2 separate regions of the Homo sapiens genome follow, and region 2 is linked to region 1. Evidence: read pairs that join two places in POLR2A ChIA-PET (ENCODE). Cell type or tissue: B cell. All regions are shown on one strand. Links, peaks and the distances in the headings refer to the core of each region. The heading gives the core; the rest is flanking DNA.

Region 1 (7,415 bases), core at 1,116-5,115:
CAAGGGAGCCTGGGGGTTCCTCTAGGACTCAGGCCCGGGCCTGTCTAGCTGGGAATCTGGCTGAGTCTCGGGTGAGCCCTCCAGTGCAGGGTCACTATGTGAGGGGCTCAGGGATTCCCGGGCAGTGCTCACTAAGAACAAGGCAGTCGAAGCTGGAAAGAGGGTTCTGGAACAAGAAGTGGACCCAGTCCCTGCAGGAGGGAAGAGGGGGATGATAGAGGGAAGTCATGCAGGGAGGGGGTCGACTGAGGAAGGTCTCAGTTGACAGACTAGGAATTTGGCCTTTATCCCTGGAGGAACGGGGGAGACTGAGGATTTCAAGCCTGTGCAGGGCAGCCCAGTGAAAGGAGGGGCCAGGCCTGTGGGCCTCCAGGTCCTGGGGGTGTGGCCTGGGTCAGGCTGTTGTAATGGGCATAGGAAGGAATGGCAAGGTCCCAGGGCTCTTCCAAAGGAAAATCGAAGGGGAGGTGGGGCAGTCGGGAAGAGGTGGAGTCTGAGAGCTTGGCCGTGGCTTCTCATGTGGCTCAGCCTCTCACGTGGCTCTGCTTCCCAACTCCAACCTCAGCCTCCTGCCTGTCCCACACCCTGAGAAGCAAGGACTAAGCCCAGGGAGTCTGTGCCAGCCAGGGCAGGGGCCTGCTGCTGGGGCTGGCACTCAGGAAGATGCCAAGCGGAATGCTGAGCCTGGCCTTGGCACCCACAGGTAGTGCTTGTTCGCGGATCTGGCAGAGCCCACGTTTCATAGCCAGGAAACGGGGCTTCACGGTGAAAATGCACTGCTACATGAACAGCGCCTCCGGCAATGTGAGCTGGCTCTGGAAGCAGGAGATGGACGAGAATCCCCAGCAGCTGAAGCTGGAAAAGGGCCGCATGGAAGAGTCCCAGAACGAATCTCTCGCCACCCTCACCATCCAAGGCATCCGGTTTGAGGACAATGGCATCTACTTCTGTCAGCAGAAGTGCAACAACACCTCGGAGGTCTACCAGGGCTGCGGCACAGAGCTGCGAGTCATGGGTGTGTGCCAGGTGGCTGGGACGCTCCTGTAGCTGTCCGCCCCACCCTAGCCCGGCCTGCCTCTTGTGGTGATGGTCATGGCCCTAGAGCACTCAGGAGAGCCACTGGGACCTGAGGGAGCTGCCCTTGTAGGCCTAAAAGGTGGACTGTGGCCCAGGCTCACAACCCCACCCCTGTCCCCGCAGGATTCAGCACCTTGGCACAGCTGAAGCAGAGGAACACGCTGAAGGATGGTATCATCATGATCCAGACGCTGCTGATCATCCTCTTCATCATCGTGCCTATCTTCCTGCTGCTGGACAAGGTGATCAGGGGACGGGGGAAGCCTTGGGGGACCGCAGAGGAGGCCACCGCATAGGCCAGGCATATGCAGGGTCTCCATCTCCCCAGCTCTCGTTGTGGCCTTCTTGGTCCAGCCTGTCCCCACTGGCTCACCAATTCAATCATTCCTTCCTTCCTTCCTTCATTCAGCTGTTCTTGCAGAATGCACCTCACTCCTGACCCCTCACCCCTCTCCCTGGCCCTCCCCAGCCTGGCCCAGCAGGGGATGGGGCTGGGGGACACTAACACTCTGATCTCCATCCCTCTCCGCCCCCAGGATGACAGCAAGGCTGGCATGGAGGAAGATCACACCTACGAGGTAAGGAGAGGGGCAGGCCCAGCAGCTCTGAGTCCTCGGGGTCAGTGGCCACTATCTGCTGGTGTGGTTGGGGTGTGGTCCCGGCCTGAGTTCCACTTAATGTCTCCAGGGCCTGGACATTGACCAGACAGCCACCTATGAGGACATAGTGACGCTGCGGACAGGGGAAGTGAAGTGGTCTGTAGGTGAGCACCCAGGCCAGGAGTGAGAGCCAGGTCGCCCCATGACCTGGGTGCAGGCTCCCTGGCCTCAGTGACTGCTTCGGAGCTGCCTGGCTCATGGCCCAACCCCTTTCCTGGACCCCCCAGCTGGCCTCTGAAGCTGGCCCACCAGAGCTGCCATTTGTCTCCAGCCCCTGGTCCCCAGCTCTTGCCAAAGGGCCTGGAGTAGAAGGACAACAGGGCAGCAACTTGGAGGGAGTTCTCTGGGGATGGACGGGACCCAGCCTTCTGGGGGTGCTATGAGGTGATCCGTCCCCACACATGGGATGGGGGAGGCAGAGACTGGTCCAGAGCCCGCAAATGGACTCGGAGCCGAGGGCCTCCCAGCAGAGCTTGGGAAGGGCCATGGACCCAACTGGGCCCCAGAAGAGCCACAGGAACATCATTCCTCTCCCGCAACCACTCCCACCCCAGGGAGGCCCTGGCCTCCAGTGCCTTCCCCCGTGGAATAAACGGTGTGTCCTGAGAAACCACACACAGGCTCGTGGCATCTTATGGGTTTGGGGTGGATAGGAACATCTATGTGGGCACTTCTGTTGTTTGAATGTGGCATCTGTGAGCCCTCGAGGGTGTGGGAAAGGTAACAGCCACCCCTCCTCTCCGAAGACCCAGTTGGAGCCTGTGGTCGCATCCCCGTTTCTTCTCCCTGGAACGGGGCTGCATGCCAGGCCCTAGCTGGACCCAGAGCAGCTGGCCAGTGACTGGGCCTGTCCTTCCCCTCAGCAGGGACACCCTCATCTTGCACTTCATTCAGCCGAAAAGCGGCAATTGAGTCCCACTCTGCCTCCACCTACAGGAAGCCCTCCCAAAGCACCTGGGTCCTCGCCCAAGCCCTGCTCAGACCAGCCTATGCAGCGGCGACTTAGCTACTGCCTTGTGCTACTCACACTGGCCTTGGTTCTCCAGGCAAACTGGAAGCTCCCTGAGGGTAGGGGTTTCCCTGCCTCTACAACACTCCCACCCCCACCTCCCAGGAAGCCTAGGAAAGCTTGATGCAAAGCCATCAAGAGTGAGATCCTGAAGAGTGGAGCTTTGTATGGTGAAGCTTTGGGGTTCTTAGCCAGGGGACCCCTTCAGACTTTCCCAGCCTCATATCGGAGGTCCCCTATGGCCCCAGGGTCCTCAAACAATGGTCCCTAGGGCCCTCCAGCTCACCAGCTGTGGGAGGTACTGGGAACAGCTGCCAGCTGGGAGACCAAGTGCAATCAACCTGCACGTGCAAAGCCTCCCTCCCAAGCCAGGCTGTGCTCCACTTCCTGTTGACCCTGGAGGGAATCCTTCGAGGCCCCTCTGCTATTCCTGCTCTGAATTCCAGCAAGGGAGCACCTATGCTGTGGGAGCTGCCAGTTTAACTGGGGAATCAAGACCAGCACAGGGGAACTAGTGAGAACAGTGCCAATTTTCACCAGATTCCCTCTGGAATTCCAGGTGGGGCAGGTGGGTAAGGCCCCCACGCCTGCAGTTTCAGGTAAATCTCTCCACCACCCTGGGCCAGGCTGGGCCAAGCCAGGCGGCCCCTGTGTTTTCCCCAGTCTCTGGGCTGCTGGAGGGAACCAGGTTGTTTTGGCATCAGCCTCTACTGAGCCGGAGCCCTTCCTTTCCTGCTGCTTTGCATAGTGGCACTAATTCCGTCCTCCTACCTCCACCAGGGACCTAGGCAGCCGGGTAGATGGTGGGAGGAGGCTTCACTTCTCCCCCAAGCAGGGTCTCCACCTGCTTGAGGCTGCCCTGGGTTGGGGGAGGCCTTGGCTTTACCTAAAGACTTTTTAACACCTCTGAACAACTCAGTTTCCCTGAGACTTTGAAGTTCTTGTTTTATTTATCTATTTATTTACTTATTTATTTATTTGCAGACAGAGTCTCACTCTGTTGCCCAGGCTGGAGTGCAGTGGCACCATCTCCGCTCACTGCAACCTCCGTCTCCTGAGTTCAAGCAATTCTCCTGCCTCAGCCTCCAAAGTATCTGGGATTACAGGCGTACACCACCATGCTTGGCTAATTTTTGTATTTTTAGTAGAGATGGGGTTTCACCACGTTGGCCAGGCTGGTCTCAAACTCCTGACCTCAAGTGATCCATCCGCCTTGGCCTCCCAAAGTGCTGGGATTACAGGCATGAGCCACCGCGCCCAGCCCGAAGTTCTTGTTAACAGAGAATCATTTGAGCATAGACCTTGGCCCCTCCACCAGACACCCCCAAAGGGCTTGACTTCATGGGTTATAATGTAGGAGCCCTCCCCGGTCTGTTTTTCTGTTTTAAGGGCTTACACTCTGGGGGACATCATGTCTGTCTCCCCAGAACTGCCATAGGCAATGGTAATATAGCTGGGTACTGATGGTGGGGACAAGAAACATCTCAGGTTGCTTCATCTGCGAAATGGGAATCCTAAACCCCATCCGAGGGAAAGAATTTGGACTGGACATTGTTTTGTAAAAAATTATCACAATAAAATTGAGGGCCAGGCGCATTGGCTCATGCCTGTAATCCCAGCACTTGGGAGGCCGAGGCGGGTGGATCACCTGAGGTCAGGAGTTCGAGACGAGCCTGGCCAACATAGTGAAACCCCGTCCCTACCAAAAATATAAAAATATTAGCCAGGCATGGTGGTTGGTGCCTGTAATCCCAGCTATTTGGGAGGCTGAGGCAGGAGAATTGCTCGAACTTGGGAGGCAGAAGTTGCAGTGAGCAGAAATTGTGTCACTGCACTCCAGCCCAGGTGACTGGGCAAAACTCCATCTCAAAAAAAAAAAAAAATTGAGTTTGTGTCCTTTGGGTGTACAGAATTTTAGCAAATGTATAGATTTGTATCACCACCACCACAATCAGAACAGAGAATATGAACCAAAAGCTTTTATTGGGCCCAACAAATACGTATTGAGCACCTCTTAAATGCAAGAAAACTGGATTGAACACCTCCATCTTCATTTACACTCTGCCTGATGTCCCTGGAAGAAGGTTGCACTACCTGATTTTTACAAACAAGGAAATCAAGGCCCAGGGAAATTACCATAACTGGCCAAAATCACACCTAGACCTTCTGGCTCCAAGTCCAGCCTTCTCCCCACTACATCACGGCCGCCCCTCTTGAAGGGCATTGCAGCAATAAGACCCTGAACCGAAGGAGGAGGGAATCCAGGGACAACTTTGGCTATCTTCAAACGTTTGTGTTTTGAAGGGGGATTTGCTTTTCCTATGATTCACGAGGTTTGAGGCCCCAAAGGCCCCACCCCTTCTTGCCAAGGCCTAGTAGGAGGCCTCTGAGCACCCTCGAGAGGAAGCCACTGTGCCATCCCTCCAGGACCCCAGCTCTACAGCTGCCCCCTCTGCCTGCCCCCTCCCCAGAACACAGCTCTGAGGCCCCTGGTGGGCACATGCCTCACTGCCCACTGGGGGAATCCAGCCAGCTCCCCAGGGACCCTGGTTGAAGCACAGGCTTGTTCCTCCTCCATTCTAGCTTGACTTCCTCCCCTCTTGCTGCAGGTGCTGCTAGGGTTGGGGTGATCTGACCCAAGGTTTTGGGTGTTTTTCCAGCAGAATTGGAAACGAGAGAAAAACAAAACAAAACGCAAAAAACGGTGGCTATTTGGGTCCCTTAGTAGGTGTCTGGTCTGGCTGAGGTTTCTCTGAGGGGCCTCTAAAGCCATCTCAGGGCCGGGTGCGGTGGTTCATGCCTGTAATCCTAGCACCTTGGGAGGCTGAGGCAGGTGGATCACATGATGTCAGGAGTTCAAGACCAGCCTGGCCAACGTGGTGAAACCCCATCTCTACTAAAAATAAAAAATTTAGGCCCAGTGCGGTGGCTCACACCTGTAATCCCAGCACTTTGGGAGGCTGAGGCGGGCAGATCATCTGAGGTTGGGAGTTCCAGACCAGCCTGACCAACATGGAGAAACCCCATCTGTACTAAAAGTACAAAATTAGCCAAGCATGGTGGCGCATGCCTGTAATCCTAGCTACTTGGGAGGCTGAGGCAAGAGAATCTTTTGAACCTGGTGGAGGTTGCGGTGAGCTGAGATCACGCCATTGCACTCCAGCCTGGGCAACAAGAGCAAAACTCCGTCTCAAATGAAATGAAATTAGCTAGGCATGGTGGCACATGCCTGTAATCCCAGCTACTGGGGAGGCTGAAGCAGGAGAATCACTTGAACCTAGGAAGGGGAGGTTGCAGTGAGCTGAGATCCGAGATCATGCCACTGCATTCCAGACTAGGCGACAGAGTGAGACTCTGTCTCAACAATAACAACAACAAAAGCCATCTCGGAACATGGTATTTGGGATCTCTGTCTGCTCTCTTTGGATCACCTCAAGAAGTGGGTTCAGAGCCCACATCTGTGACATTCCTGAGTGTGTCTCAGGTCTACAAGCTGCTCCTTGTATGTCATCTTCTGGTCCTGCCATTGACTCAGCTGCAAACAACCACAAATCTTCCACTTGGGACACCTGCCTCTCCCACCCAAAAGACTTTACTTGGAAACAGGTGACTGCAGAGGACAAAAATTAATGAGCATTATCTCCTGACTTAAATCAGAGTGTAGTTTGTTAAAACACACTTAGACTGATCCTAATATAATTTTCAATTTTTTAAAAAAGGCATCCCCCCTCCAGACCTAATACCACTTTCCCCATGTGGCAGGAGGGGAAGGCAGAACTTCGTGTAAGTTAATGAGTCCGTATAGAACATTCCTGGGAACTTGGGCACTCTGCCTTGTCACCTTTTGCATTTGACAATCAAGTTCCTGTCCTTGTTATTTTATTTATTATTATTTTTTTTTTGAGACAGAGTTTTGTTCTTGTTGCCCAGGCTAGAGTGCAATGGCACGATCTTGGCTCACTGCACCCTCCACCTCCTGGGTTCAAGCGATTCTCCTGCCTCAGCCTCTCAAGTAGCTGGGATTACAAGCGCCCACTACCAGGCTCCGCTAATTTTTGTATTTTTAGTAGAGACGGGGTTTCACCATATTGGCCAGGCTGGTCTCCAACTCCTGACCTCAGGTGATCCGCCCGCCTCGGCCTCCCAAATTGCTGGGATCACAGATGTAAGCCACTGCGCCCTTCCCTGTCCTTGTCATTTTAAAATAATTATACCAGCAGGAGGACGTCCAGACACAGCATGGGCTACCTGGCCATGCCCAGCTGGTTGGACATTTGAGTTCTTTGCTTGGCACTGTCCTCTCATGCGTTGGGTCCACTCAGTAGATGCTTATTGAATTCCTGGGCCTGGGGCTGTGGCAGCTGCCTCGTCCCTTCACCTCCTGGCTTATTCTCTCCCTCCATATCTTAGCAATTTCTTCATGGGAATGTCCCCAATTAGAAATTTCTATTATACCATTATATTACCAACATATATATATATACCTGGCCGGGCGCGGTGGCTCATGCCTGTAATCCCAGCATTTTGGTAGGCCAAGGCGGGTGGATCACCTGAGGTCAGGAGTTCGAGGCCAGCCTGATGACCATGGTGAAACCCCATCTCTACTAAAAATACAAAATTAATCGGGCATGGTGGCACATGCCTGTAATCCCAGCTACTCGGGAGGCTGA
Region 2 (7,415 bases), core at 1,130-5,129, 220 kb after region 1:
TAACCTAGAAGCTTGTTCCAATGAGATGGTAACATTCTTGCAGGTAATAAACCATGAGTGTGTCACATGGAGGGAGGGTGGGCTCTTGGCTCTGATAGGAATTACAAGGAATTACAAAGAAATGAAGGGAGACTAAACGTTCGGAAGTTATGGAAGCTTTCAGTGGAGAATCCTGGCCATTTGGCACTAAGGATTGGGCTGAAATGCTGCTCAGCCTAATTTATATTTCCCTTTTCTTCTCCAAACACTCCCTTCTGGCTTTTTTATTCATTTATTTATTATTTAGAAAGAAGCTAAGTAACTTGCTCATGGCAGAGGCAGGATTCAAACCCAGGCCATCTTGTTCCAGACACAAGGTGCCTGCCCTGCCACCAGTGGCCATCTTCTGGCTCTCAGCCTCCTGTTTGCCTGATGTTCCTTTCTTTTTCTTTTCTTTTTTTTTTTTTTTGAGACGGATTCTCACTCTGTCACCCAGGCTGGAGTGCAGTGGCACGATCTCGGCTCACTGCAACCCCCACCTCCCAGGTTCAAGCGATTCTCCTGCCTTAGCCTCCCGAGTAGCTGGGACTATAGGCGCACACCACCATGCCCGGCTAACTTTTGTATTTTTAGAAAAGACGGGGTTTCTTCATGTTGGCCAGGCTGGTCTCAAACTCCTGACTTCAGGTGATCTGCCTGCCTTGGTCTCCCAAAGTGCTGTGATTACAAATGTGAGCCACCGCATCTGGCCTCTTTTTTTTCGAGACAGGGTCTCATTTTATTGCCCTGGCTGGAGTACAGTGGCAGGACCACGGCTTACTGCAGCCTTAACCTCCTGGGCTCAAATGATTCTCCTGCCTCAGCCCCCCAAGTAGCTGGGACTATAGGCACACCACACCTGACTAATTTTTGTATTTTTTGTAGAGACAGAGTTTCACCATCTTGCCCAGGCTGGTCTCAAACTCCTGAGCTCGAGCAATCAACTCACCTCAGTCTCCCAAAATGCTAGGATTACAGGTGTGAGCCACTATGCCCAGTCCTGACATTCCTTTCTATTCGAGAAGCAAGTAGCCACTCTCTCGTTAAACTGAGAGAGGGGGCAGGCATGGTAGCTCATGCCTGTAATCCCAACACTTTGGGAGGGCAAGGCAGGGAGATTGCTTGAGCCCGGGAGTTTGAGATTGCACTACCAAACTCCAGCCTGGGTGACAGACTGAGTCCCTGGCTCAAAAAATAAAACAAAACAAAACGGAGAGAGACTGTGAGTCTAGTAAGTGCTTGGGAGTTAGACTCTCCTTTCCTGATGCCAGCTTAGAGTCAGGGCCTGGGGCAGTTTTCCTTCAGTAGAGTTAGTTGCAGCCCCTCCCCTCCTTCATTTACAACTTTTTCTGAATTGGTGGTTACCTGATGGTGCTCTAGGACCTGTTCATCTGTTCATAGTAGTTTGGTGGGTCTGAGGATGGAGCAGAAGCCAGTCTCAGCTGGCCTTCTCCTCCATCAACTGTGTTTTCTTTTTCTTTTTTTTTTCTTTATTTGAGACAAGGTCTGGCTCTGTTGCTCAGGCTGGAGTGCGGTGGTGCAATCACAGCTCACCACAGCCTCAACTGCTCAGGCACAGGTGATTCTACCACTTAAGCTTCCCGAGTAGCTGGGACTAAAGGCATGCACCACCATGCTCAACTAATTTTTTGTATGTTTCATATAGATGGGGTTTCGCCATGTTGCCCAGGCTGGTCTCCAACTCTTGGGCTCAAGTGATCTGCCTGCCTCGCCTCCCAAAGTGCTGGGATTACAGGCGTGAGCCACCATGCCCGGCCATGTTTTCTTTTATAATAGAAACATAGTTTTGGGCTGGGCACAGTGGCTCACGCCTGCAATCCCAGCACTTTGGGAGGCCAAAGCAGGCCTAGGCAACATGGCAAAACCCTGTCTCTACAAAAAAATATAAAAAATTAGCTAGGTATGTTGACGTCCACCTGTGGTCGCAGCTACCAGCGAGGCTGAGGTGGGAGGATGACTTGAGCCTGGGAAGTTCAGGCTGCAGTGAGACGGGATCACACCACTGCACTCCAGCCTGGGTGACAGAGCAAGACCCTGTCTCAAAAAAATAAAAAAGAAAACATTTTTGGCCAGGTGCAGTGGCTTGGTGGCTCACGCCTATAATCCTAGCACTTTGGGAGGCTGAGGCAGAAGGACTGCTTGAGCCCAGGAGTTTGAGACCAGCCTGGGCAACACAGTGAGACCTTGTCTCTACAAATAACAACAACAAAATATTTTTTGTTTTCTTATCTTAAAGAGGAATTCTATACGTTGGCCCTTGAAATTGAGATAAGCTTATAACTTCAGAAGTCTTCAGTCAACAGTTTGCCTTCATCATCTCTGAGTCGGTGTGCTGGCACCCTTTGTTGTTGGCAGTTTCCCTATCTGGCAGAGGCAAAGCAGTGCTGGGTCCCTGCAGAGGCAGCAGGGCCTTGTTTTTCCTATGTTGGCAGGCACCTGCTTAGGCTGTTCCCATGACTCTGAGAACACCCAGAAAGTGCCAGGTCCCCCTATTGTCCATGCTGCCATCTTTGTGTTGAGCGGCATCCTTCAGTGCCATTTGGTTCTGACTTCAGCTTCATCATTGCTTCCAGGGCGAGCTGCATGTCTCCAAACTCTTCAACCATCCCAATATCGTGCCATATCGAGCCACTTTTATTGCAGACAATGAGCTGTGGGTTGTCACATCATTCATGGCATACGGTGAGTGGGAAAGGGTTCTTGGTAGAAAGGGGTTATTGGGACTCTGTTGTCAGATTGCCTGTGTTTTCCTCCTCCATTACCTTTCACTGCCTCCATGCAATCCTTTTCTGCAGGTTCTGCAAAAGATCTCATCTGTACACACTTCATGGATGGCATGAATGAGCTGGCGATTGCTTACATCCTGCAGGGGGTGCTGAAGGCCCTCGACTACATCCACCACATGGGATATGTACACAGGTGCGTTCTTAGGCGGCCTTTCCCATGATTACAGTGGGTAGCTATGCCCCTGAGCCTTCAGGTAAAGTGAAGTTTGACTGAAGTTAATGAAGCCAGAGTTTAAAATCAAGGATCTGGATTCTTGCTGAAGATCTCTTTGCTCTGAAAAGAAACAGGGCCCAGCGCGATGGCTCACGCCTGTAATCACAGCGCTTGGGAGGCCAAGGCAGGTGGATCACAAGGTCAGGAGTTTGAGACCAGCCTGGCCAACATAGTGAAACCCTGTCTCTACTAAAAATACAAAAATTAGCCGGGTGTGGTGGCACATGCTTGTAGTCCCAGTAGCTGGGACTACAAGCTGAGGCAGGAGAATCGCTTGAACCTGGGAGGCGGAGGTTGCAGTGACTGGAGATCACACCACTGCACTCCAGCCTGGGTGGCAGAGTGAGACTCTTGTCTGAAAAAAAAAAAAAAAAAAAGAGAGAAGGATCTGGATTCTGACCTTGCCACTGACTTGGGAGATGGTCACTTAGCCTGTTAGTGCTGAAGCCACTGACTTTCTCTTTGCTGAGCAGCTTGGTCTTGAGTGTTGTGTGAGAGGAACATCTGATGTGGACCTTTGTACTCCACTCTCTGCCTCCTTCTTTCTGTGCCCCAGAGTCAGTCTTATGCTGAGAGACCAGGGCGAAGACAGATAGCTTAGTAGATAGTGTCAGGAAATCAGCTCATAGTAGGGAAAATGGTAAAACTGGACCCCTACATAACTCCTCATACAGAGAAGGACTGCAGCTGGATTAAAGGCTTCTATGTAAAATGTGAAACTGTAGACTTAAATAGAAGGAAATGTGAGAAAATGTTTTTGTGACCTGAGGCATGTAATAATTTCTCAACATTTTAGAAGCACAAAACATAAGACAAAAGATTGATGAATTTGATTAGATCAAGAAGATTTCTATCCAATACAAGATACCATGAAAAAGGTTAAGAAACAAGTGACAGAGCAGATGATATTAGCTTTGTCACCACAGGAGATTAGTAACAGGGAAATCTTGCAAATCAACAAGAAATGGACAGCAAAGCAAGAAAAATGGGCCAAAGATATGAAGTTTACAAAAGAGGAAACCCCAAGACAAACCCATCATAGGAAGAGCCACTCAAATCTCGCAATCAGAGAAAAGCAAATGAAAAACAAGATGTCACCTTATACACATGAGACTGGCAGCGGTTGGGAGGCTGGACGAGTCCCAGTGTGGCAAGGACGGGGAGCCTCCTGTCCAGGTGGTGGAAGATGCCCGGTGCTGCCAGTCAGGGTCACAGAACCAGAACCATCAATGCCACTTCTGGATGTACACCCTAAAGAAACCCTCGTGCAGACCCATCAGGGGACATGTTTGGATGTCACCATTCACACGTGTGTTGGTTAGGGGTAGTGTGAGTGTCTGTCCCCAGAAGGATGGATGAGTAAAAGTGTTAGATCTCTTCCCAGAACCAAGGTGACAATTAGAAGAAAAGATGAAAGGTACACAGCTAGCAATACAGATGTGTCTGGAAACTACAGCCCTGAGTGAAAAAGGAAGAATGGGATGCGGAACACAGTACCCCTAGGTACACTTTACAAGAGTCCTACAGATAAGAAGTACAGATTAAAAGCATTCGTAGGAGGTAGGGCAAGAGGTGTTCTAGAGCATACAAGAGCACTGAACAGTCCCAGCACTCTGGGAGGCCAAGGTGGGTGGATCACCTGAGGTCAGGAGTTCGAGACCAGCCTGGCCAACATCGCAAAACCCTGTCTCTACTAAACATACAAAAATTAGCCGGGCATGGTGGCAGGTGCCTGTAATCCCAGCTACTCAGGAGGCTGAGGCAAGATAATCACTTGAACCTGGGAGGTGGAGGCTGCAGTGAGCTGAGATCGTGCCATTGCACTCCAGCCTGGATGACAGAGCTAAATAAGCTTTTAATCTGGTGATATGTAAATGGAGTCATGCTATTTTATGTAGATTTGAAGTTTTTCATTAAAACATAGTTATAGCTGGATGCAGTGGCAGCACTTTGGGAGGCCAAGGGGTGGATCTCTTGAGGTCAGGAGTTCAAGACCAGCCTGGCTAACATGGTGAAACCCTGTCTCTACTAAAAATACAAAAACTGGCTGGATGTGGTGGCATGAGCCTGTAGTCCCAGCTGCTCAGGAGACTGAGGCAGGAGAATTGCTTGAACCTGGGAGGCAGAGGTTGCAGTGAACTGAGATTGCGCCACTGCACTCCAGCCTGGGCGACAGAGTGAGACTCTGTCTCAACAACAACAACAACAAGAACAAAAAACCTGGTTATAGGCCGGTCACGGTGATTCACACCTGTAATCCCAGCACTTTGGGAGGCCAAAGCAGGCGGATCATTTAAAGCCAGGAGTTCAAGACTGGCATGGCCAACATGGCAAAACCCCATCTCTACTAAAAATATAAAAATTAGTTGGGCGGGCCCAGCGCAGTGGTTCACACTGGTAATCCTAGCACTTTGGGAGGCTGAGACGGGTGGATCACGAGGTCGGGAGATCGAGACCATCCTGGCTAACACAGTGAAACCCTGTCTCCACTAAAAATACAAAAAAAAAAAAATTAGCCGGGCGTGGTGGCGGGTGCCTGTAGTCCCAGCTACTCGGGAGGCTGAGGCAGGAGAATGGTGTGAACCCGGGAGGCGGAGCTTGCAGTGAGCCGAGATGGCGCCACTACACTCCAGTCTGTGCGACAGAGCAAGACTCCGTCTCAAAAAAAAAAGAAAAAAAAAAATTAGCTGGGTGTGGTGGTGCACACCTGTAATCCCAGCTACTTGGTTGGCTGAGGCACAGGAATTGCTTGAACCCAGGAGGCAGAGGTTGCAGTGAGCCTAGATTGAGCCACTGCACTCTAGCCGGGTGACAGAGTGAGACTCTTATCTCAATGAAAACAAAAACATGGTTATGTATATGTAAAATACACATATACGTGTATAACACACGCACACAGGAGAGAGCTGGCCAGGTGGAGTGTGTGAAGACCAAAAATTTGTAGCAGGAGGGGCTCCTGCTCTCGACATGACACCCTCCCCGCTTCCCCAGGAGTGTCAAAGCCAGCCACATCCTGATCTCTGTGGATGGGAAGGTCTACCTGTCTGGTTTGCGCAGCAACCTCAGCATGATAAGCCATGGGCAGCGGCAGCGAGTGGTCCACGATTTTCCCAAGTACAGTGTCAAGGTTCTGCCGTGGCTCAGCCCCGAGGTCCTCCAGCAGGTCTGTGTGTGGGCCCAGAGGAGCTCCCCTACCCAACTCATGATTCCCAAGGGAGCCTTCAGGCATTGCCTGGAGTCGGGGGCTCTCAACCTCCCAGTGGGGTAAAGGGGTTCCTGGAGGGAGGGAGCCCTCAGCGTGGGCAGCGCCTGTCCACTGCAGATGGATGTGGTTCCTCCCAGGGGGTCCTAACCTCTATTGGATGAAATTTCAGCTCCCTTTAGGGACCCTTGGCACCCTATGAGAAGAGTGAGCATTTTGGAAATGTTTGCTGCTCTCTGGATCCCTGTGCTAAGCAGGGGCATGGGGCTGGCACTTCCTGCTCCTTACAGAGCATCGCCAGTTACAGGTGGTAAAATACCAGTTAGTCTTCAGTAGCACAGGCAAGGAGAGTCATTAGCAGCAGGTCCTGATGTGGGGACAGCCATCCTTTTCCTCTCTTTAGTTCTACCCTTTTTCTAAGAACAAAGACCAAATGGGGTAATCTGTGGCCTTTTTTTTCTGGCTTAGAATCTCCAGGGTTATGATGCCAAGTCTGACATCTACAGTGTGGGAATCACAGCCTGTGAACTGGCCAACGGCCATGTCCCCTTTAAGGATATGCCTGCCACCCAGGTAAGCCTGCCGCCCATCGGTTTCCTTCTTGCCTGCTTGCCTTCCACAGATGTTCGTTGAGTAGCTCTCACACTCAGGACACAGACTAGGAATACTAAGATGAAAGACCCTGTCTTTTCCTTCAAGAAGTCCCACCCAGTGGGGGATAGTGACCTCACTCTTTGTTTACTTCCTGTGGCAAACCTGGTGGTAAGGGAGGCCAGCTTGGGGAGGGGAGCCCGGGAGCAGGGGTGCAAATGGAGGCCCACACGCTACATGTCTATTTAAAACATATACATTAAGCTAACTAGTTTTTATAAATGCATAAAATATGTTCTGTCCTCCTACTTGGATAAATATACCTGGAAGGTCAGTTTCTAATTTAGAATTCCCACAGTTCTTAACCGCATTCCAGCTGACACCTTTGGAACCCCCATTCTGTAAGTTCAGCTTCTGTTCATGACCCTCCAGATGCCTGTCCTTTGGCCACCCCTAGGATCCAAGGGTGCACAGTCAGTGGCACAGTCTACCCTTGGGAAAACAGACCCAGGGAAGAGGCTTATGCAAGCCTCATTAAATCCAGAAAATGGATTTGGGGTCATTTGGGCAAGGATTACCTGGG

The links. ChIA-PET counts read pairs that join two places held together with the same protein. Peaks named below come from ENCODE experiments on the same cell type or tissue, not always from the same donor. Only the 100,000 strongest peaks of a DNase experiment are listed, where the experiment ranks them.
Region 2: POLR2A ChIA-PET joins it to region 1 with 6 read pairs; 2 of 35 experiments call an interaction of 5 or more read pairs at or near these places.

What each region holds. Positions count from the first base shown.
Region 1 is chr17:63,923,674-63,931,088 of GRCh38, reverse strand. It overlaps CD79B (CD79b molecule), which reads left to right. Exons shown (of 6, transcript NM_000626.4): 3 at 704-1,015; 4 at 1,201-1,319; 5 at 1,614-1,655; 6 at 1,765-2,349. The coding sequence ends at 1,863. Among named protein-coding and RNA genes, the nearest start is that of CD79B, 5.0 kb to the left of the region's middle. In B cell, for the core only: no CTCF peak of the experiment used is centred there; DNase peaks (open chromatin) are centred at 3,025 and 3,458; H3K4me3 peaks cover 3,192 bases; H3K27ac peaks cover 4,000 bases.
Region 2 is chr17:63,706,034-63,713,448 of GRCh38, reverse strand. It overlaps STRADA (STE20 related adaptor alpha), which reads left to right. Exons shown (of 13, transcript NM_001003787.4): 6 at 1-43; 7 at 2,613-2,721; 8 at 2,835-2,958; 9 at 6,031-6,202; 10 at 6,710-6,814. Among named protein-coding and RNA genes, the nearest start is that of LIMD2, 9.6 kb to the right of the region's middle. RefSeq lists a silencer at 2,826-3,120. In B cell, for the core only: CTCF peaks have their summits at 2,714 and 2,914 (motif pointing right); a DNase peak (open chromatin) is centred at 2,918; H3K27ac peaks cover 1,867 bases.